Linked DNA regions of Homo sapiens: regions 1 and 2 are each linked to region 3. A link is a loop called in an ENCODE intact Hi-C map of the cell type or tissue named here. Cell type or tissue: heart left ventricle. All regions are shown on one strand. Each heading gives the region's core, and the rest is flanking DNA. Links, peaks and the distances in the headings are about the cores only. Region 1 has its middle 33 kb from the start of MIR4705. Region 2 has its middle 20 kb from the start of MIR4705. Region 3 has its middle 43 kb from the start of MIR4705.

Region 1 (7,674 bases), core at 3,367-5,866, 77 kb after region 3:
AGGGGCACACCTGTCAATATAACCAGTCAATGTAGCAGGAAAACAGGAGGGGGCAGTAACAGAGAAGCACAGGGGGAAAGATGGCAAGGTTAGTTAAAATAGAAAAAGCCACTGCTGTGCTTGGTGGCTCATACCTGTAATCCCAGCAATTTGGGAGGCCAAGGCAGATGGATCACTTGAGCCCAGGAGTTCAAGGCCATCCTGGGCAGTGTGGTGAAACCATCTACAAAAAATACAAAAAGAGGAAGAAGAAAGGATATTTCATAAATTTGTATCATTTGTCATGATGTGAATCTTGAATCTTTATATTAAATCTTTTGCCTTTGGAAAATAAAAGAAAAATATTACTATGTAATCTGGTTCTAAGACCTGTACAATACAGCTCACATTATGTTTAGGTCTAGGTATTTGTATTAATTCTGGTTCAACAATAAAAATTTTTAGAAAAATCAGCTATAGCAATTAACTAATCTCAGTTGTCTCACATTATTCCTTGTTTGTTCTAAGTGGCCTTGTTTAATTTTTAAAATTTAAAATATTTATTTTGCATTATATTTAAAATTTTAAAAATCTTTTCAAATTATCCTGATAGCAGGTTAGTTAAAATTTATAATACATATAGTCATATATATTGTGGTGCAGGAAGAGAAAATAGTTTGTTTTTGTAATTTCCCTAAACCACAATTTTCTCAACTGTAAAATGGGAATTATGTAGATTACAGTTAAACTACCTCCTAAGGTCATTTTGATGACTAAATGAACTAAAATACTTAAAATGATGCTTTGGCGTATATTGGCCACTCAAATGCAAGTTGTTATTCATGAAAATTCATGAATTTTATTGTCTCTTATTGAGAAGGGATATTATACCAAATTCATAAAATTCTCTTCCTAAGAGACTGATAATAGTGCTCTAATCTCTCAGCCTAGTTTTGAGCACTAATACATTAAATTTTGGAGAGTATTTCTATTGGTTTTTGCAATTTTTTAATAGATAGCACAAAACTTGCTGAAATGCTATTGAAGCTGAAAATATAAGTTTAACTAAGACTATATCCAGGGAGAGAAATGCATATTGTGTCTTTAAGTCGATTTTTTTTCTATTTAGGTAACAGCATGCATTGAGCTTTTAATTTTATTGGGAAGGCTGCTTTAGGATCTTTGGAAAAATAGCACAGAAGGAGACAGTTTTGTTCCTACCACCCTATCCTCCAGGCCTTGACCCCATGGGGAGTTTACAGTCTGGACATGACACTGATGCATTGCCTCCATGTTTGATGGGCAGAAAGGAATGTGTAATGATTAGTCCACATATCCTATCCAGTGAACACTTAGAAACAGCCTACCATGAATTTTCTTGAAAAGAATTTACTTTACAGTCTTTCTTTGCTAAGAACAATGGTTGATAAGAAAAATTAATGTATAATTGATAGTATACATTTTTCTTGCTAGTCTAAAGGTAACTGTTTTTTAAATTCATTCTTCTACTATGGATCTTTTGACAATCAAACATTTTCAAGTGTAGAGCCTGTGACAATGTGAAATAAGTTAACAGATTTTAAAAATATATATTCCTTTGGTGATACGAAAGCAGAGCTTTTTTCTATTTAGACAGATGCGTGGTAAATAAAAGTATCTAGAAATGTAAACAAAGTATAAATTCTGCTGATGTTTCTCATAAATTTTAGCAGGCTGAGCACGGTGGCTCACGCCTGTAATCTCAGCAATTTGGGAGACTGAGGCAGGTGGATCACATGAAGTCAGGAGTTTGAGACCAGCCTGGCCAACATGGTGAAACCCCATCTCTACTAAGAATACAAAAATTAGCCAGGCGTTGTGGCACAGGCCTGTAATCCCAGCTATATGGGAGGCTGAGGTAGGAGAACCGCTTGAACTCAGCGGTGAGCTGAGATTGTGCCATTGCACTCCAGCCTAGGCAACAAGCATGAAACTCTGTCTCAAAATGAATAAATAAATAAATGAATGTTTAGCAGAATAGAAAAATCTTTTTGACTGAATCTAGACTTCAACCATATTTTACACACATGACCGTTCTTAATTCTCATGCCCTCTTTCCATCTTTTTTCTGCAACAAAGAACCATGGCGATTAATATAAAAAAATAAGTTTGTCATATTTTATTTATTGTGTTTTTAGCTGTTCTGTATTATGAAATAATCATTTACATACGAAATAAGTGACTGTGGAGTAGAAAATGGAAGACTTGTGTTTTTGAATAATCAAAAGCCATTATATGTCTTTTTAAATTCAAATTTCCAACTATTGTGGACTGAGGAAAAAGTTGAATGTAACTCTTGATTTAATTGAATGTAAATCACTTTTCGATAATTGGTTCCTCTGCATTGCTTATCATTTTTGTTTGCTTTAGTTTACCTGGGATCCAAGTCAATGCACTTGCGATGATGCTTAAAATATAGACACAATCTTATCACTTCCTGGCTATCTTTTATACTTAGCTTTTTCCGTGCACTATTAGGAATATGCCTGGTTCTGGTCAATCTATACATATGTGAAATTATACTGAATATTATAGAGTTGTTACACTAGTGGAAAAAATTTTCATTTAAAAATTAACTAAAAGTTGCTTTTTGCATTACAGCTATGTTAGTCAACCAAAATGTTTAGAAGTCTTTTTTTTTAATTTTATTATTATTATACTTTAAGTTTTAGGGTACATGTGCACAATGTGTACATCACTATTCAGTTCAGGTACTATGAATAGTGATTCCAACTTGGCCAGGCTGCTGTGGCTTAAGTCTTGGCCTCATCATTTACCTGTTTGACCTTAATGTTCATTAACTACTCCATACCACATTATCTTCTTATTTAAAATGATACTTTTATAGATTTTTAAATTTGTTGTAAAGATTAAATTCATTAGTACATTAAAAGTACCTGACATATAGAAATCACTCATTGAACATTAGCATTTGACCTCCTTTGTGCTCTTTCTATTGGAAGACGTCTGCTCTAAACCTGATTATGCCTCTTGCAAGCTGTTAGACTCTAAGCAAGTCCTGTCATCTCTCCACCCAAAGATATCCTTGGTTTTAAAATAAAGATAAAATGCTTATTTGACACAATTGTCCGAACAATGAAATAAAATGTCATATATGATCAAGCCTAGTAGGTAGTAGGGGAATATGAAACAAATAAACATGAAAAATAAACACTTCCAGGCAACCTTACGCTTCTGAGATTGGGAGGAAGGCTGATTAAGCCTAGGAAATCACTCATTGTGTTTAAATTGTCAAATTGTGCAGCCAATGGATTCTGTTATTCAAGAATTGCACAATTCCTTTGGGTTTATTCATCTGTTTATTTATAAATTCATGTTTCAGTGGGGAACATCTTAAACAGCTCCATAGCGAGACAGCAGTTAGTTTGTGAGCACCTCAAAATTTGTGACAGAAACCTAAAATACCATTTGACAGTGTTTTCTTCCAAGAAGATAATCCTTAGAAAAACTGTAATACATGCAATCAGTAATTTTCTTAAAATATCTGTATTTTTAACATTTATTCTCATGGTTTTCTCAGAAAGGCTTATGATTGATCCAATTTTTAAATTAAATTTTAGCACACCTGAGCAGGAAATACTACATGTAGAAGGCTGAGTGCATTTAATTTTTACATCATTTCCTTCTTTTTCTTTGCTCTTCTCTTTCCCCTGTCCTACTTCTTTTTATCTCTGGTGTTTTTTGTTTGTTTCTTTTGTGTGTGTGTGACAGGGTTCTGCTCCGTCATCCAGGCTGGAGTGCAGTGGCATGGTCATATCTCACTGTATCCTTCACCCCCTGGGCTCAAGCAATCTTTCTGCCTCAACCTCTCGAGTAGCTGGGACTACATGATTCTGTGTTAGTATCTATGTTTTTTACTAAAATTGGTGAGGAGATGCTTTGAATGGGTAATTCATCACCCCATTAGCAGTCATGAATACCCCGGCTTGTATCAACTCCATTGGTGATCACTTGGCATCACTTTATGAGAATAAACAGAGATGAGATTAATAAGGGGGCTCAGACATCCAGAAGAGGCGGGTTTCATATGTGAGCCAGTACTGGGCATGGATGGAAAGGCTGAAAATAGAAAGTGAGGCAGTGCCACGGGAGAGCTGCTCTCTATCCTCACAAGCCCCAGTGCGGGAGGGGTTCCTCTTCTCTTACCATCTTCATTTTGTCACACTCCAAAAACTCAAGATATTACATGACCACACAACTTTACTTTTAACTTGTTTTGCTTTGTTTGGTATTGAGTCTATTTCATTTCACTGCAAACAGAAATCTACTGTGAAAGACCTTAATTTTTGGCATTGCCTGTCCTTTATCAGCTGCCTCATGTTTGTCTAGCTATATCCTGCCAGTGACTAAAATGACCCCCAAATGACAAGCTTTGGCAGGAGCATGTGTATGAACCTTTCAGACACAGACAAAATAATCTAGAGAAAAATTCTCCAAAGGCCCAGACATAACAAAGGCCTGCTAGGAAATCTAGATTGTTACCAGAGAGTAACTACTTGTCACCGTAGCATTAAAGACTTTGATTTCTCTTTCCAGACTCAAGCACAGGAGTGAGAAATATTATGATTATAATGAAATTTTAATTTTCATAATATTCATGGCTTGTGTAGCTGAGACCATGATCTTTTCTTCTCTGCCCCTTCACCCCCAGCCCCTCCTTCTCTTCTGTCCATTTCCACAAGGCATTTTCAGGTCACTGGATCGGCAAATTGATTAGTTTATATTTAAAGTTTAGGGACTGTTCAAAACTGAATGTGACATCTCCCTCAGTGGCAGCATGATAAAAGACAGTGATATTTTACTCCTGTCCCTCATTTTGGTCTCCAAGCTAAACCTAGAAAAATCTCAACAAACAAACATATTTGGGTAGCAAAAATAAAAGAACGAATTTATTACCACAAATTACCATTCATGAACAAAGCCATGAGTGATCGCTGAAGATGGATGATTTGCTTCATCTGTCCTTTAGTTAAGCAGTTCTCCACTTAATTCAGATGCTGGGAAAATATTTCCTTGGCAGATGGGTGAGCTGGAGATCAGTATTTATAGAATCATTATACCCTGTCACATTGTTGCAGAGAACACTCTGAGAGCTTGATGACCGGAGACTTTGCACTTCTGTGGTCGCATTTCTGTGATCCTTCCAGAAACCCTCTTCTAAAGACTGCCACTCCCTGTATGGCAAAGCATCTTCCAAAAGTCATTCTGAAGTGATCCTGCCTGGGTTTGTCTGAGCTGCTCTCTATGCTCTCAGCTATGGATAAGCTTCATACTCCTGCGTATGGCAAAGCATCTTCCAAAAGGCGATCCTGCCTGGGTTTGTCTGAGCTGCTCTCTATGCTCTCAGCTATGGATAAGCTTCATACTCCTGCGTATGGCAAAGCATCTTCCAAAAGGCATTCTGAAGTGATCCTGCCTGGGTTTGTCTGAGCTGCTCTCTATGCTCTCAGCTATGAATAAGCTTCATACTCCTGCAGCGTTAGGAATAGACACTTAAGTCTTATTCTCCCAGGTATAATCAAGTAAGAAAAGGGAAGGAATATGGATTGTAGATCAGTTTTTTAATATATTGGGTACATTTTGTTGGAAGCTCCAGGAGAGAAGGTTCAAAGTATGTAATCACAGTACTTTTCTCCATATAGTGTTTAGGAAAATATAGTAAAGAAGGCAATTAATAAAATGTTATTACAACAATGCTATCCTAAATGATTCCCAGAGGAATGCAATATAACAAAAACAATGTCTTCAAGTTTTCAAAATCTTGTTCCCATGGAGATGGGACTCTCATCCTCTCATAAAGGGCACATCACTAAAATAATACACTAAAATGAACAATGGCATTATTAAAAATAGAAAACCTATTCTAAATATACTCAGTTCTTAAATTTAGCATATTCTGATTTATGTAGGCAATGTTAAGAGAACAAAAACTCACTTTGATTTTCTTAAGTGTAAGTTTCTCCACGTTCTCTCATCCTTCATCCCTACCCACAGATGATTGAAATTGAGCAAGTGGCTGTCACTCTGACATACTGCCCCATTGTTTCCTATCTTTCACCATTCTGCCATTTGCCGGTTGCCAGTTGCATTATCTAAAATACAGTAATCTGGGCAGGAAAGCATTATTATCATCTTCATTTCACAGACGAGAAAGCTGAAATCAAGGGAAGTTAACATATCCCAGTATTGTAGCCGGTAAGTGATGAAGCCAGGTTTTGGACTTAAGTCTCCTCAACTTTAAAACCTAGGTTTTTCCAGAAACTCAGCTATGATCACTTCCCTAGGATTGTGTTCAGCATCAACAACATATTGTGCAAATAAAAGCTTATAACATTGTCTTTATAAAAAATAAACACTTTCTTTTTTTTCTCAGTGGTTACATCATAGAACAGGAATCCGATTCTGGGCAAAGTTGATTAGTTGTGTTATTAGTTCTGGTATCTCTGTGGGATAGTCACATCTCTGTGCTCTAAAATGTGGACCAAACCAGGCTAATGTTGTGCTCGAGGCTTCTTCCTCTCTCCGTAGAAACAGCCCCAGCCTTTATGCACTGGTGACATATGCTGCCATTTTAACTGTTTGGGTTGATGGTTTCACATCAACTTTATTTTCTGTTTCAAACCTGTTATATAATATAAAACCCACTGTGAGAGAATGTTCTGTTTCTAAACTAAAGTGAGGAGTTATGCCATTTCCACCATGCACCTAGTAAAAAGAGAATAGCTCATTTGGAGTGTGAAAATAACTAAATAGGGCCCAGAGGTAGCAGCAGTACCATCTTCTTTTCCTCTGCTCCACTGTTGCTTAATTTTAGAAGGACTTGATTCTTTCCTCCATTTTTCTCTAGGTATATTATTTTCATCATTCAACATTTAAGAACTTTTAGATCATGAAATTTTATAGTCAACCTTGGCAAGGTTTCTATGAAGAATTGGAAAATATCATCATTCTTTGTATCATCTTTGTATGGCTTTGGAAGGCTTCACTAATAACCTCTATATTTCTAAAACATGTGTTGGGGAAGGAGAGGAAAAGAGAAGTGACGGTACTTTTAATTCTTTAGATTATTTCCTTTGGAAATCTAGTAACCAGTCTGTAGTTTACCTACTTATAAATGAGTTGAGTCTCTTATTAAAATTAGTAACACAATGAAATGTTAAAACAAGAAACAACTAGTTTTTTTTTCAAAGATAATGACTAGTAATTGTGAAGATGTTCAGAAATTTTCAAGGTGGTATCCTCATGGTGGATGTTTAAATTGGTGTAGACTTTTTGAAGAACAATTTTTTAATCCCATAAAAATATTCAGAAGAACATATATTTTGACTAAACTTTTTATTTCCAAAATCATATTGTAAAATAATTTAGAACATGTGTATAGATATCAATACAAGTATGTTGATTACAATGCACAGTGAAACCACAAACTCATGCACGTCAAACTGATAAAAAACTATTTCCAACCAATTGACAATAGGAGATTGATTGGAAAATTTACCAATAGAGTTAACTACTATTTAGCCATCAAATATTATATTGTAAATATCTATTACCGATTTATCCATCCATCCATCCACCCATCTAAACTGTTCACATGGAAAGAAGTTTATAGTGTATTACTAAATAAAAATGTGT
Region 2 (7,674 bases), core at 3,462-5,961, 64 kb after region 3:
CTAAATGTTTATTCTGGTCTCCCAAAGAAAACATCAGTTCTGTTTCCATTTTGGACTGCATTCTGTATAGATAAGTGATGGGAGTGGAGGGTTAAAAAACAGTTTTGTTTCATAAATTATGTTATTCCAAAGATTTTCAATTTATTGTCTTATAAAATCTCAAAGTCAAATTTTTCTGTAGCTTCTGCTTTGGGCTAAGTTCTTCAAAATCATAGCCTGGAGGAGCTGTAATGGGCAGTAGAGATCTTATAGTTTAATGTAGCTTAAACTTTGAGTTGTTTGTAATGACACAATTCATGTTGATCTACACACATGATGCTATACTGGCTCAAGTTGTTTCATTTTTCAAATGCATTTATTTCAGAATATTTTGTTCATTGGGCTAGCTCTGCTGTAAGATAAAATATTTGTGATGTAACTGATCAGTAGATATAAGAGGGGCAGTTTATAAATATGGGGATCTAGTTAATGAGAATGAGATGGAAAAAATCTTGCATCCTAAGTTATATTATTATAAAAGGGAAAATATCTGATTCTACATTTAGCAGCAGTAAATTAACCAAATCAGCTTTTAAAACATAAGAACGTCTGCTCTAAGTAGATCTGGCACTTGACTTTGAAGAAAGACACACACACAAGCAACATGAGAGCCTCATTTTGCCCTCCTTTTTGAAGTGCTCGTTAGTTGATTTTGGGATGATTTCCAAGCCAGCGAAGTTACCATGTGTGCTGTGACAATCCTGTCACCATTGTTTGTATATAAATCAGCCATGTTTTATTTCTGTACCGATGAGCTGTGGATTCCTAGCATGCCCAGAGAATGTGTTCTGCTGAGCCTCATTTTTAGCTGAATGCTCCTTCCCCTGTGGAGAGAAAAGGCACATTCTAAGGATAGCAAGGCAGGTAGACTTGCAAAGCTCAGGAGAGACGTGAATGCCATACACAAGATTAACAGTCAGGGAAGATTTTAGGTAAAATGATTCACTAGGCAAAAAGTTAATTTGTTTATAGTTCCCAGTTTTTCCTTATTTGATCCTCAATTATTCTGAAAGAAGGGCATCTGTGATTTAAAGCTTTAAAGATGAAAAACAAAACAAAAAAAACCCCATATTCCCTGACATGAAAACTTGGGGTCAGTATAATACCTAATTTTCTCAGTGGCTTCCTCAATACATGGAGTATTTACTTAAGTGCCTAGAAGCACTTAATAAATGTCTATAGAAGTGTAAGCATCTGATAAATAGTAAGCATTTGATCAATGCTTTAGTCAACTTAGGCTGCTATAACAAAAATACCATTACCTGGGTACTTATACATGACAGAAACTTGCTTCTCATCATTCTGAAGGCTCAAAAATTCGATGTCAAGATGCCAGCATATTTGATGCCTGGCAAGGCCTGCTTTCTGGGTCACAGATGGTGCATTCTCACTTCCACTGGTGGAAGGAGGCAAATCAGCTCCCCTGGGTCTTTTTTGTAAAGGCCCAGTCCAGTGCGAATACTAATTCCATTCGTGACAGCTCTGCCCTCGTGACTTAATCACCTCCCAAAGGTACCATCTCTTCATACCAGCACATTAGTGACTAGGTTTCAATATAAATTTGGGGGAAGCACAAGCATGCAGACCATTCGGGAAGAAAGAAAGAAAAGGCATCAAAACTTCTGTCTTTTGAAAGACACGCTTTCCTTTCCTTCTTCCCTTCTTATGGGGTTTTCTAACAGTGACAGTTGGCAGAGTTGTGTTGTACCATCAAGAACAGACAGCAGAGAGATTTAGGTGTGAGTGGAGTGAAAGGACACCAAATCAAAACCCAGAGGTGGCCACACTCTGCCAATAAAGGGTGATGAATAATCAGAGAACATAAACTTCTATTGGTTTCTCTCTATATAATAAAAAGGCTCCCTAAGATTGTCACCTCCTTTGGTGTCACAACAATAATAGTCATCGAGAGACGTTGCTATGGAAACACCTGCAGGTTAGCCTAGAATAAATACAGGTAAATCGTGACAGGATAACCCATCAGCCCCAGTCAAGCATGAAGACACACACATGCACCCACGTCCAGATTCCAACAATGTCCTAAACTATTCTCTTCTCTAAAAGGCTATAGTTAGCAAACAAGATTATACCGAGTCAAGCAAAGGATGGATAGCTTAGTAAATAAGATAGCCATAAGCTAGAATTTTCTAAAAAGTTTTGACATTTCTCATAGATTTGAGAAAACTTACTAGCCATTTTTGACATTTCTTTTATGTGTGGAATAAGTAAATTGGGGGAATTCAAGATAATTTAAACCTTTGCAACATGGTGTGTAAAATATCGTTAGAATTATCTTTCCTGCTAGCCGTTTAGGATAGTAGAAAGAGTATATATTAGAAGAAATTTGCTTATGTATCCCCCTTTCTCATTTAATCTCCATTTATACTGAAAGAAGAACATTTGTGACTTAAAGCTTAAAAAAGAAAAAAATCCTCTGTGGAATTATAATAATTATAATATATAGTCATTATCTATATTATATGTAATATAGATAATGCATATTATACTATTTTATAAATATATGTGTGTGTGTATGTGTGTGTCTGTGTGTATGTGTGTGTGTGTTTCTTTTTATTTCTCAAGTTGATTAAACCCCTGCTAATTAGGGAGATGGTTTGCCAATTACTCTTACTAGAAAGTTTGATTTTAAATCCAACCTTGACTTGGGAATTGACTATGCCAAAGGAGGAAAGATAGCCTGGCCTGAACATTAAACATATTCATAATTTACTCTTCAAGTTCTAGTTATTCTCATTTCTTAGACAGCCCCTTTAGGTTTATGAGTTTACTACAATGGGTAGAAAGACAGCTCAAATTGTCAACCTATTAACAGAATCTAAGTCAAGCTATTAATAGAATTTGTTGTAAAAGTCTTTCACTGGGTTCAATTCTAAGTGAAATCTGGTTGTGTTATATAGTGAGGAGCTTTTTTCCTCACTTAAAAGTGACCTTTAAAACAATTTCTTATGTAAATAATGACTCAGAGTAAGAAAAAACATGCAAAATAAGGGAAAATTAAAGTCTGAACCTTTATATGTACTGCTCTACCCAGTGATATTAAAGTGAAAAGTAGTTTTATTTCTAGCCATTGAGTGCTCTCACTATTCTTGACTAATTTAACTGGATTAAATGTGTTAAGAACTATAAAACTTATGTACAGAATATAGACGACAAATAATACAGAACACTAAACTCAGTTCTGGGAAAAGTAAAATGACCAAAAGATAGCAAATTTTTTTAAAAGCTTATTATAAAAAAATTCTACTTAATGTGTTCAAGATCTTTGAAGAACTAGAATAGGAAGAAACACTTCCCAATTCTTTCAATGAAGTTAATATTCTAATATCAAAAAAAGTATATTACAAGGAAATAAGTATATTGATCAATATCCTTTATGAATATAAATGAAAAAAATTTTAATGAAATATAAAAATCTTAATCTAGCAACATATAAAAAGAATATATACCATAACCAAATGGAAATATCTATCCCAGAATGCACTGTTGTTGTTACGTACATACATTCTTCAATTTAATATACCATATTAATAGAATAAAGAACAAAATATAGCATGCTCATCTCAATCAATGAAGAAAAAGCATTTGATAAAATTCAACACCTTTTCACAATGAAATCTCAGCAGACTAGGAACAGAAGAGAACTTCAATAAAGACATCTACCAAAAAAAAGCACATCAACATCAGACTAAATTAGGAAAGACTGAATGATTTCCCCCTAGAACAAGGAATAAGACAAAAATGTCTGCTCTTGCCACTTCTGTTTAACATTGTATTTGAAGAAGTAAAATTAACTCTATTTACAAATGACACAACCCCCTATATAGATAATGCAAAAGAATTCACACACACACACAAACACAACTATTAGAACTAATAAATGAATTTGACAATATTACAGGCTACAAGCTCAATATAGAACAATCAATTGTATTTCTATATACTAACAATGAAAAATCTGAAAGTGAAGTTAAGAAAATGGCACTTAGAATATCATCAAAAGAATAACACTTAAAAATAAATTGAACAAAAGAAGTACAATACTGTCTGGGTGCAGTGGCTCACTCCTGTAATCGCAGCACTTTGGGAGTCTGAGACAGGCAGATGACTTGAGGTCAGAAGTTCAAGACCAGCCTGGCCAACATGAGGAAATCCTGACTCTACTGAAAATACAAAAATTACTCAGGCATGGTGGCACACACCTGTAGTCCCAGCTACTCAGAAGGCTGAAGCATGAGAATCACTTGAACCCTGGAGGTAGAAGTTGCAGTGAACCAAGATCATGCCACTGCACTCCAGCCTGGGTGATGGATCTGTCTCCAAAAAAGAAAAAAAGTACAATACTTGTTCACTGAGAGCTACAGAACATCATCAAAATAAATTATATAATGCCTATATAAATAGAAAGACATCCCATGTTTACAGACTAGAAGACTTAATATTCTTAACATGTCAATATGTCAGTACTCGCCAAACTTAACTACAGTTTCAATTCAATTCATAATTCGTATCAAAATCCCAGCTGGCATTTTATTTTTAGAGTTTGACAACCTGATCCTAAAGTTTATATGGACATTGAAGGGACTTATAGCCGAAACAGTCTTGAAAAAGAATGAAGTTAGAGGATTCACATTCCCAGATCTCAAAAATTACTACAAACCAAATCAAGAAGTATGCCAGTATACATGGCATAAGAGTAGACATATATATAATATAATTATATGAATATATATATATGCATGTCTGTGTGTGTTTATATATGTGTGTGTGTATATATATAAATTCCATTTTACATATGTATATATATATATACACCAGTAAAACTGAATTGAGATTCTGGAAGTACATCCTAACATTGATGGTCAATTGATTTTTGACAAGGGTACCAAGACTATTCAGTGGGGGAAATGGTAGTATTTTAACAAATGGTGCTGGAATAACTGAACAGCCACATGAAAAAGATTGAAGTTACACCTTTACCTCACACCATATACAAAAATTGAATCATCGACCTAAACTATAAAACTCTTAGAAGAAAAATTGGTGTACATATTCATGATAGTAAATTAGGCAAAGTTTTCTTAGAAAAGACACAAAAATCACAAGTCACAAAAGATAAAATAGATACATTTAACTTCATTAAAATTAAAAATACTTATGTTCCAAAGGAGACCATCAAAAAGTGAAAAACGCTTCATATTATGGAAGGAAATATTTACAAGTCATGTATCTTATGAGAGATTTGTTTTCAGAATGTAAAAACACAGACCACATTAAAAAGAAAAATAACCCAATTAAAATGGGAAAAGCATTTGAATAGACAGTTCTCCAGAAAAGTTGTATAATTACCAATAAACACAAGAAAACTGCTCAACATCATTAGTCATTATGGAAATGCAAATACGAACTACAATGAGATACCTCTTCCCACTCCTAGGATAACCAAAATTAAAAGTCAGACAGAAATAAGTGTTGGCAAGAATGTGGAGGAATTAGAATCCTCATGCGTTGCTGGCAGAATTGTAAAATGGTACAGACACTTTGGAAAACACATACAGTTCTTTAAAATGTGAAACAGAGTAACTCAGGAATTTTATTTCTAGGAAAATTTTTATATACCTAAGAAAATTTTTTAAAAACACATGTTCATGTAAAACTTGTACATAAATTTTACAGCTGCATTATTTATAATAGTGTAAAAGTGGAGACAACTGAAATGTTCATTAACTGATAAATGGAGAAATAAAATGTGGTAGATCGACACAATGGAATATTACTTGTCAATAAAAAGACATTAAAATATCTTGGTGTGGGACCACAACTATTCTCCCTTCAACATTCTTGTTTATCTTCTCCCACTGGGACCTCATTTAGATTCCCATGTTTATTGACACCTTGTTATTTTATTCTCCTCTTGTGCATTATTTCAATGATCCTTATGCCAATGCCCTAAACTTTCCAAGTGAGGCCTTACTGTACCTGTCAGTGCACCCTGTTATGACATAAACGAACCTTAAAAATTTTTTCTAAGTGAAAGAAGACAGACAAAAGGCTGCATCTTGTATGATTCCATTGATATGAATTGCCCAGTATTGGCAAATTCATAGAGAAAGAACATAGATTAGTTGTTGTCAGGGGCTGGGGAAAGGGAAGATTAAGAAATGATTGATAATGAGTGTGTAGTTTCTTTTTGTGATGATAAAATTTTGAAAATTAGAGAGTGGTGATGTTGTACAACCACAAGAATATACTAAAGAACACTAAATTGTACACCATAAAAGGTGAATTTTACGGTACATGAATTGTATGTCAATAAAACTGTTATAAAAATAATTTATTAAGAGCTCTATTAAGAGCTCTATACCATGAGATGTCTAATCTCTATTTTTAATCAAGCGTGTTCTTCCCTTTATTAAAAATCTGTAGCACTTTAGTTGGTAGCACAGTGGAGTAAATGGAGGATAAAATTTGACTTTAAGTTCATATATTGGTTTGCTTCTTTCTAGGTATATAACCTTGAATAAGTGCTCTAAATTCATTTACTTACCTATCAAATGAGTTTTGAACAGCTGATATTAGGGTTAAACTGTAACATTCTTTAGTAGACATCTGGCAATCAGTTAGACACTACCTAGCAATGGTGATATGTTACGTATTTTGTGTGTGGCTGTTGGCTGTGTGTGTGTGTGTGTGTGTGTGTGTGTGTGTGTCCGAAAATATTTTACTACTTTTGTACAGTTTTCCTAATTGACTGTAAATTCTTTAGAGTAGAGGCCCTTCCTTGAACTTTGCCTTTGTCCTAGGGAGCCCAGCACAAGGCTTCACACAAGGTGCTTCCTCTCATTTGTTAATAGATTGAGAAATTTTCTTAAGATATCATAATGGGAAGTTACATTTAAAGTTTAATGTACATGCTGAAATCTAACACATTAAGCACTTACACGGAATACAATGTTTATTAATACAGAGGCTTTATACAAAGATATTCTCTTTTTTATAGTTTAAAATGGAACTGGCATATATTTCATTTGAGTATTATTTTACTATGATACAATCCTTAACATTTTGTGCAATTTTAAACATCTTAAATGAGTGGCTTTCTTTGCCTTTCATTGGCTATTAAACTGAATAAATGTATTGGCCATGTGAGACGGTGTCATCTATTTATGTTCTCTGGCATCCCTCCCATTAATTTATAATTCTCCAGCCATCTTCATACCAATTCAGCAAGATTGGGTTCCTCTGAGCAGATGGAGTGAGGAAAAAATAAAACAGCAACAAAAAAGGGAGGTTGATAATGCCATCTCTTTGAGCGAGTTTAGCTTGTCATCTCAATGATTCCTTGCTCTTATGACTCCAAGAGACTGAACAGCTTTGTGGACTTTCTTTTTCAAGGCCTGTGATTAGGAAATCTTCCAATTGCCCCTAATTTGTTCCCTCTCCTCTCATTTTCATTTAAAGAGATGAGTTCTGGCAATACAAAGGTATGATACCTGCTTGTCATTTTTTTGGAGTTCCAGTAGAGGCAACTGGCTATGTCCTTTAAAGAATAGAGGGCTATTTCTTGCCCAGATTAAAAAGGAAGCTCTTTTTGACTGTTTAGTAAGGCCATTGAGT
Region 3 (7,674 bases), core at 2,526-5,025:
CTTAAAGGCCGCTCTGGTGTCTTGTGTTAGGGTGCTCCAGGGTAACTAGACTGATAATTGTGTTCACCCTGTGTATCTAATGTAGTTGTGCCTAGGCATTTATGTATTATAATATGATTATGCACAAATATTACTATTGTTATTACCTGTACTAGTTTTATTTCTTTCATGTTAAAATTAACATATATTGATTGTAAAATGTGTTTATAGGGGCTAAGAATTTCTTTTAGGATATTATCCTTTTCATAAAAACTATCTTCATTATAACTTAGACTTTGAGACTTTTGCCAAGTGGAAAGAAGCATGAGGAGATGCCCTTTCAGTGTGGAAGACCCATGGGATGACTTATCCTCAACTAAATTCATAAAGGAAATGGCCTCTTCTGCCTCTGCCTTATTTTATTCTGAACAGATATGACATTACTCTAAGACATGATGTGGGCACAGTTTTGGTCACCCGTAATTGGGATAAGTGCAATGGCACTTAGTGGGTAAGAGTGAGAGTTTTTAGACAAACAGCAATGCATAAGACTGTCCTGAACAATGAATATTTTCATATCTTGTATGGCATGGCTATATTTTACATAAAAACACAAAGTGTATTTTCCCCCATTTTAGTGTGTGCTAACTTTCCCAGGAATGGAACTGCACTACAAATCAGGGCAGATTGTAGTTTCTGTCTAGTACATCATCAAGAGATCAAGAGTTGTTCATCATTTTTGAACCTAGCAATGGCAATGCTGCTAGTGGCTTCCCAGCCACCAATGTGTCATCCCCACATCAGTCAGTACCAGTAGCTGTTGCATTTATTATGATTTTATGCATATATATAAACTTATCACCAGGCCTTATTTCAAATGTCCAATAAAATGTTCATCTCAGGAAAGAAATAATGTTGACAATATTCAGTAGAGGTAGTGGTCAGAGTCCACTCTGGAGGCAGAAATGATACCAGCTATTTGAACAGAGAAGATTTAATACAAACACTTCTTAATTAGTAAAAAGTTGTCAGCTGGTAACTTAAAGGGTAGAAAAAGAAACTCTAAGGTATTGTGGAAGTAGCAACTTCAGGAAGCAGCTGCTTCCCACCCCCAGAATTGTGGGGAAAAAAAGGAAAACAAAAAACTTCGAGGGAAGGTCTAGTGAAACTCAAACTCAGACCTGTAAGCAAGGCGTGGCTCGGCTGGTGCTAGTATCTCTGAGCTCAGAGGAAAGACTCATGAAGCTGGAATCCAGACCTCTGAGGAGGACCAATGGCCGGCTGGTATTTGAGGGAAGAAGGAGACAATTAACCTGGTTCTCCAAGTGTTGAACAAAATTGCAAACTGTATTCAGCTGCTGCCACAAGGAGGCTCTGCTGTTGGTGGGGGGTGACTGAAGCATCGTAGAGTGATGCTCACAAGATCCACAAGCAGCCAAGGAGCTCCCCTAGAGGGACACAGGAAGGGGCAAGTTTCTTCCACCTCATCCAGCTTTGAAGTCTCTGGTGCTCCTAGTGGCAGATCCTAACAGAGAGAATCTTGGCAAGCAGAATGTAGTTTGCAGGGTCTCAGCCCCAGCAGCATAAAGCAGAGCATAGAAGTGCAAGTTTAGAACCGAGAGACAAAGAGTAAATAACTGGCACATTTGGCTATTGTTTTACACTTCCTAAATCCAGAGTTACCCATTATAACCACATCATCTGGTATAATTGTACCTAAGCATTTGCATATTATACTATTAGTACTCTATTTGTATGTGTTAATCTCTTACTATTGTCTTTTATGTCACTATTAACATATTACATTGATTTAAGATTATTCTTAGAGGGAGTTAGCAATTTCATTTTGGAATAGCAAAAGAGACATTAACAAATATTTATTATAAAAATGAGTTTCAAATATGATAGAACTGAGAGCCACTAAGTTGATTCAGACAGTATAATATATACTTAGACTTTAGACTACTGGCTCCTAGCCGACTCAATGGCAATGCCATCTGATCTCAGCTTCAAGGCTTGTAAACACAAAGGATCTCATCGCTGTTAGATTCTGACTTCATTGAGGAAGGCATCTCGCCGTTGGCATACACTGATCTTTTTTTGGAATGGACAGGCATTAATGGAAATGTGAATCTCAGCAGTCATTCTGGCTGTCCTCAGCTTCGTAGCCCTACTTCTGAAAGCGAAAAAGGCACGCAGAGGACGTGGCCTACTTGACCACTGCCATCTGTGCCCTTTCAGTGGCACAACTCTGAGTGACCATTACAGTCAGAGCCTGGGCTTTTAGTGAAAATTAAACTTAAACACAATGGTTACCAGTGGTCGAGCTTCTACAGCAGTAAACTACTCTGATAAAGGTTGTAAACACAACATTTCCAGGTAGTAATATCATCTTCATTTTATAGATATGGCGATTGACTGCAGAGACCTGGAACTTACCTAAGACACAGCTAGTGAGAGAACTCACTCTGCCTCTTTTCTATAACCTAAAAGCCATTTCCACTCTGCCTTCGAATAGTAGCACAGGAGACAAAGTCATTAATTTTAGGAGATTATTTTTGCAAGTAGTACAATTATGTGACAAATTAATTGCCATCGATTACTTGAAAAATTCAATAAGCCTGTAATAGAAATGGCTGACACATATTATAGTCTCAGTAAATATACGTTGTATATATTCAATGAGTATGTGTCCACAACAAATTTTTGTTGCAATGATAATTTTCAAATTGGTCCATTTTGATTTTGACCTTTTTATCTAGGTAGTTTTTCTAAAAAGCCATTTTGCACATATAAAGCTAATCATCTAACACTAGAAGACAATTATTCAACAGGGTCTGTTGCCATTTAAGCTTCAGATATGGCAAATGGAATTTCACAACACAAGAATAACAAAGACAAGGCCTGACAATGACAGTTGTTCCCAGAGAGTTTCTAAGTATAAACCTTGGACACAAAATAAAGAGTACTTTCATAGCTACACAGTGCAGAAAAGAACTGCTTGTAAGAGAAAACTAATTAAAATGATCTGCAGAAATTATATGATTGATAAACCACTTGTCTCAGCCACTCAGGAAATCAGACATCAAAACCATGATTCTTTTCAATTTCTATGTCTTGTAAGTTTTGATGAAACAGAATTGTGCTCAAAAAGTCAATATCATGAGGCACATTTGATTCATAGCCCCCTTACGTACATTGTGTAATGGTTGACAGAACTTTCATAACTGAATGCTAAATAATGTAAACTTCCTTGAAAGTAAAACTTAGGAAAAATGTGGAACGTTTAGGCAGTAATATCAACTAAAAGTGCAATCTTATGCCAGCTGTTAAAATTAGCTAACTGCTAAAAATACTAGCATCAGTTTCCAAAACATGATTTTATCCAGGTATATTAGTGCTTCTTATAGTCACACTGCAGGGCATGAATGGAAGCCCATCTTACTGAAAAGATACTTGTTACATTGGAGCTTTGCTTCCCTCTGTTTGAAATATCAGATATTGGGTTGAATACCTGCCAGTGCCCTCTTCTGGATAGAATGTAATACATTTCTAGACATTTTCTACCCTTTTTACATAGGAGCTAAACAATTTCTCCTTGACCTCAGAGAATGGAAACAATTGGTAACAGAACACAGTCTGGCTGTGTTGTGATCATAAAATATACGCTAGACTCAAATGAATGCAAACAAATATTTAAAATAGATTACCTTGGTTCTTAGTTTTCCCTACACTCTGGAACATTCCAGTGGGAAATTAAGATTGTATTCTGAATTCTGTATCTATGATGGCAGAAAACTGGGTTTTAGAAGTATTTTCAACAGGTAAAGTTGAACCAGAAAGGATTTGACTTTCCTTTTACAGAAGCACAATCTTTGAAATCTTGACAGCTTGGCTCCAAATTCTGGTTAGGTGTTTTAGTTTCCTAAGCTACAATATGTGGATCAAGAATGTACCTACTTTATACGGTAACTTTCAGGATTAGATGAAGAACTTTATGTATAATGTACTCATCTTTGTATCTGACCTACGGCAAGCATTTTCTATAATATTTGCTATGATATGAGTTTGTATGACACAAACATGTGTCTCTTTTAATTTAATATAAAGTACCCAAATTTGAAAAATTATTAGATTAGATATATATGTCTAAATGTTAGATTATAGAATTTTAAATCTATATATTTTTCCAGTTTAATACATATTTGTATATTTCAATTGTATATGTCAAATACCTTATGGATTGACTTTGATTTCTCAGTTAGAAAATATTGCAGTGAAGTATCTTTTACCATAAAGCTTGAAAATGTGGTATTTTTGACCTAAATATTACTCCATATCTTGATGAATAAAATAACACTGCATTTGGTGTACTTAATTACATTAAATTTCTAAGTTATGCAAATGGTACATTGTAACATGAACTTTTAAAAAATACATGTTACATGTGATGTGTGCCACACTTTAAGATTCATTTTCATTAATATAAAATAAGTAATTCTCTCTGCTTAGCACAGTTACCATTTTTATTACTTTTCCCAACTTGGCAGTGATTGTTTTTAAAGTGGCCTTCATTAAACTACAGCATTTCTAAAGTGACAAAATTTCAGGAGCAACTTAGTCTCTGACTGATTGCAGGTTGACAGTTGAGTACCTATGTCTCAATTGTGTATCATAGAGAAACGAACCCGAACAGGAAACTAACCCACTTACTAAAAAGTATGATTTTGGCACTTAACCTTTCTGGTTGTAGTTCCTGTTACATAAGATAATAATTTCAAATTCATAAGATAGATATGAATATTAAATGACAGAACTGATGCAAAGTTAAGTAACCACCATAAGTCATTCTCAAAATTATTTTTACATACATATAGAGAAGTAGAAAAGCCATGAGCTTTACAATCAGGCAAACATCTGCATACATATCATCTTCTATACTTATTTCTGGAATTTTCATTTCCTAACTGTAAGATGGTTGTTGTATTAAATGAGTTGAAATGTAAAAAGTGTATTATCTGACACAGAGAAGGCACAGAGTTGGTAAAGCTAATTTAGACAACATCTAATACTATTTTTGCATGTCACCTGCTTTGTGCTAGGCTCTGTGTTAAGAATTACAGTCTGGGCTGGGCGCGGTGGCTCACGCCTGTAATCCCAGCACTTTGGGAGGCCGAGGTGGATAGATCACGAGGTCAGGAGATCGAGACCATCCTGGCTAACACAGTGAAATCCCGACTCTACTAAAAATACAAAAAAAAAAAAAAAAAAAAAAGCCAGGCATGGTGGCAGGTGCCTGTAGTCCCAGCTACTAGGGAGGCTGAGGCAGGAGAATGACGGGAACCAGAGAGGCAGAGCTTGCAATGAGCCGAGATCACGCCACTACACTCCAGCCTGGGTGACAGAGCAAGAATCTGTCTCAAAAAAAAAAAAAAAAAAAAAAGAAATTACAGTCTATTTTTTACTATTTCTGGGCAAGGTACACATGAGGAATCTTGCCCCAGGTCCCATTGCTAGGAAACCCTTAAATTGTAGCAGCTCTTCTCTTTTCTTCCTTCCCTGATGCTTCACTGACTTGACTTCAGTCTGCCTGCTACTTCAGGTTGCATAGATCTTCACACTTTAGGGATCATCAAAGTATATAATTTTGCGAATTACACAAAGACCTTTCCTAACCCCAGTCCCATCAACTTATATCAGTCCTGTGACCTATTTCCCAAACCAGCTAATCTAATGAACTACATTATGGCAGGATTATTTTTGGATCTCTGTGTTCCTCTGACAAATGACAAATTTACGTCCTAATGACTGGTTTCTTGACCTCAAATGCTACAAGCCAGGCTCATAGAGGAGCTTCCAGGTAATACAGAAAGATCAGCTGAGCAGTTTGTGGGGAATGCTGTGATTCCCAATTCACTCCACATCATCAGACTGCCTCCTGTGTCAATCGCCTTTACTCACTCTACGTAATCCTGGAAAGTTTTAAAAGCCTAATGCACAGTTCTATGTGTGCCAGCCCATCTTCAAAGAAGTTATGATTGTACATATTGAAATTCCATCACACATTAAGAAAAATGAACATCTTTCCCCTTCTAAATTGGGTAGATTATTTGGGCCTGAAATACAGAATATGAGGAAAGAAAAAACTAATTCTTTGTCTACTGTATAGCGGTTCTAGCATAGGTGATCTTCAGATTCTGAGATTAAAAACATCGGGTTTTTTGTTGTTTCATAAAAATTTTCTTGAGAAAATACCTTAAATTCTCATTTGGAAAATGAAAGGCTTTGATAAAATAAGGTCGGAAGCACTTCTTTTTTTTTGAGACGGAGTCTCTCTCTGTCGCCCAGGATGGAGTGCAGTGGCTCGATCTCGGCTCACTGCAAGCTCCGCCTCCCGGGTTCACGCCAGTCTCCTGCCTCAGCCTCCCGAGTAGCTGGGACTACATGCGCCCGCCACCACGCCCGGCTAATATTTTGTATTTTTAGTAGAGACGGGGTTTCACCGTCTCTATCCTGGTTAGCCAGGATGGTCTCTATCTCCTGACCTTGTGATCCACCCGCCTCGGCCTCCAAAAGTGCTGGGATTACAGGCATGACCGAAGCACTTCTTAACCCCAAGGGCATATATATGTATTTGGAGTTGAAATTAGCAAATTGCATTTAAAGTTGAGAGTAACTATAGACCAGGAAGTTAGGTTTGAAATAAGCATTGTTTTTAGCTTTTAATCAAGACTTGTCATTTAGCATAACTTGCTAGCTAGTGCCCTTCTGTTAATTAATCCCTACATGGGTTTTAAAAGCAGTAGCCTGCCCTTTTGCTTGCTCTATGGACCTTGGATAGTAAACACATGCTAAATAGCCATTTATTTTTAGCTACAATTTAATACAGCTAAGAAAATATCAGAGGCTTGGTTTTCAAGACAGCAACTTAAACAAACTTCCTGGAGTAGAACTTAAGATGCCTTATTCCTTTGTCTTCAGATTTTCCTCCATATATAAGGTAGAGTGATTTTTGCTTGAGGATTTTCAGTCCATCTTAAGGGACTGAGAAAATTTGGTTTTAGCACCTCTGACTTTCCAACAGCCAAAGAAGAAGTTAAGTGATTGGTTTCATTATGCAGGTAATTGGATATATGAGCTTTTTCTGCCACCTGTGTACCTGAGTACATTTATTCTCACCTTAATAAAAATAAGTTATTAACTCCCCAGGATAATACATTGTCAGAGAAATTAGTGAAATCAGTTTTATTGTTCTGGAAATCAAATTAGGAAATGGCCTATGTCTTCCATTGTTAAATATTGCCTTACTCACTGTTTATTCCACTGTTTATTCTCTTAATAATTAACCAGAAAATTGTTTGACATCACTCCCATTGTTTATAACAGGGACAATAAATTGATTTAGAAAAATAATATAAAAATTTAAATTGCTAAACTTAGACCAAGTTATTTCTCTAGCATTTACCAGTTGAGGGATTTGGGGTGAGGGAATCTTCATTTTAGGATTGTTTTCAGATTCAATGAACTTGGATTAAGTACAATGCCTGGCACATACCTGGAGCTGATTAATTTTGTAGCTCAGCTCTTCCTTCCTCCCCCTCCCCCACCAGCACATACACATAGGAGGTGGGGGAAAAAAGGAAAGAGAAAGAGAAAAACTTAGCTTTAGTCTAAATAGAAGTGAATTTTACTGAT

What was found. Peaks named below come from ENCODE experiments on the same cell type or tissue, not always from the same donor. Only the 100,000 strongest peaks of a DNase experiment are listed, where the experiment ranks them.
Region 1: a loop joins it to region 3, with 3 times the contacts of the local background. A loop is called at or near these places in 10 of 110 quality-filtered maps.
Region 2: a loop joins it to region 3, with 2.0 times the contacts of the local background. A loop is called at or near these places in 10 of 110 quality-filtered maps.

What each region holds. Positions count from the first base shown.
Region 1 is chr13:102,009,224-102,016,897 of GRCh38, reverse strand. It overlaps a transcript of FGF14 not described here and the pseudogene L1TD1P1. Among named protein-coding and RNA genes, the nearest start is that of MIR4705, 33 kb to the left of the region's middle. In heart left ventricle, for the core only: no CTCF peak of the experiment used is centred there; no DNase peak of the experiment used is centred there; H3K4me3 peaks cover 185 bases; H3K27ac peaks cover 2,500 bases.
Region 2 is chr13:102,022,137-102,029,810 of GRCh38, reverse strand. It overlaps a transcript of FGF14 not described here. Among named protein-coding and RNA genes, the nearest start is that of MIR4705, 20 kb to the left of the region's middle. In heart left ventricle, for the core only: no CTCF peak of the experiment used is centred there; no DNase peak of the experiment used is centred there.
Region 3 is chr13:102,085,156-102,092,829 of GRCh38, reverse strand. It overlaps a transcript of FGF14 not described here. Among named protein-coding and RNA genes, the nearest start is that of MIR4705, 43 kb to the right of the region's middle. In heart left ventricle, for the core only: a CTCF peak has its summit at 3,508 (motif pointing left); no DNase peak of the experiment used is centred there; H3K27ac peaks cover 1,169 bases.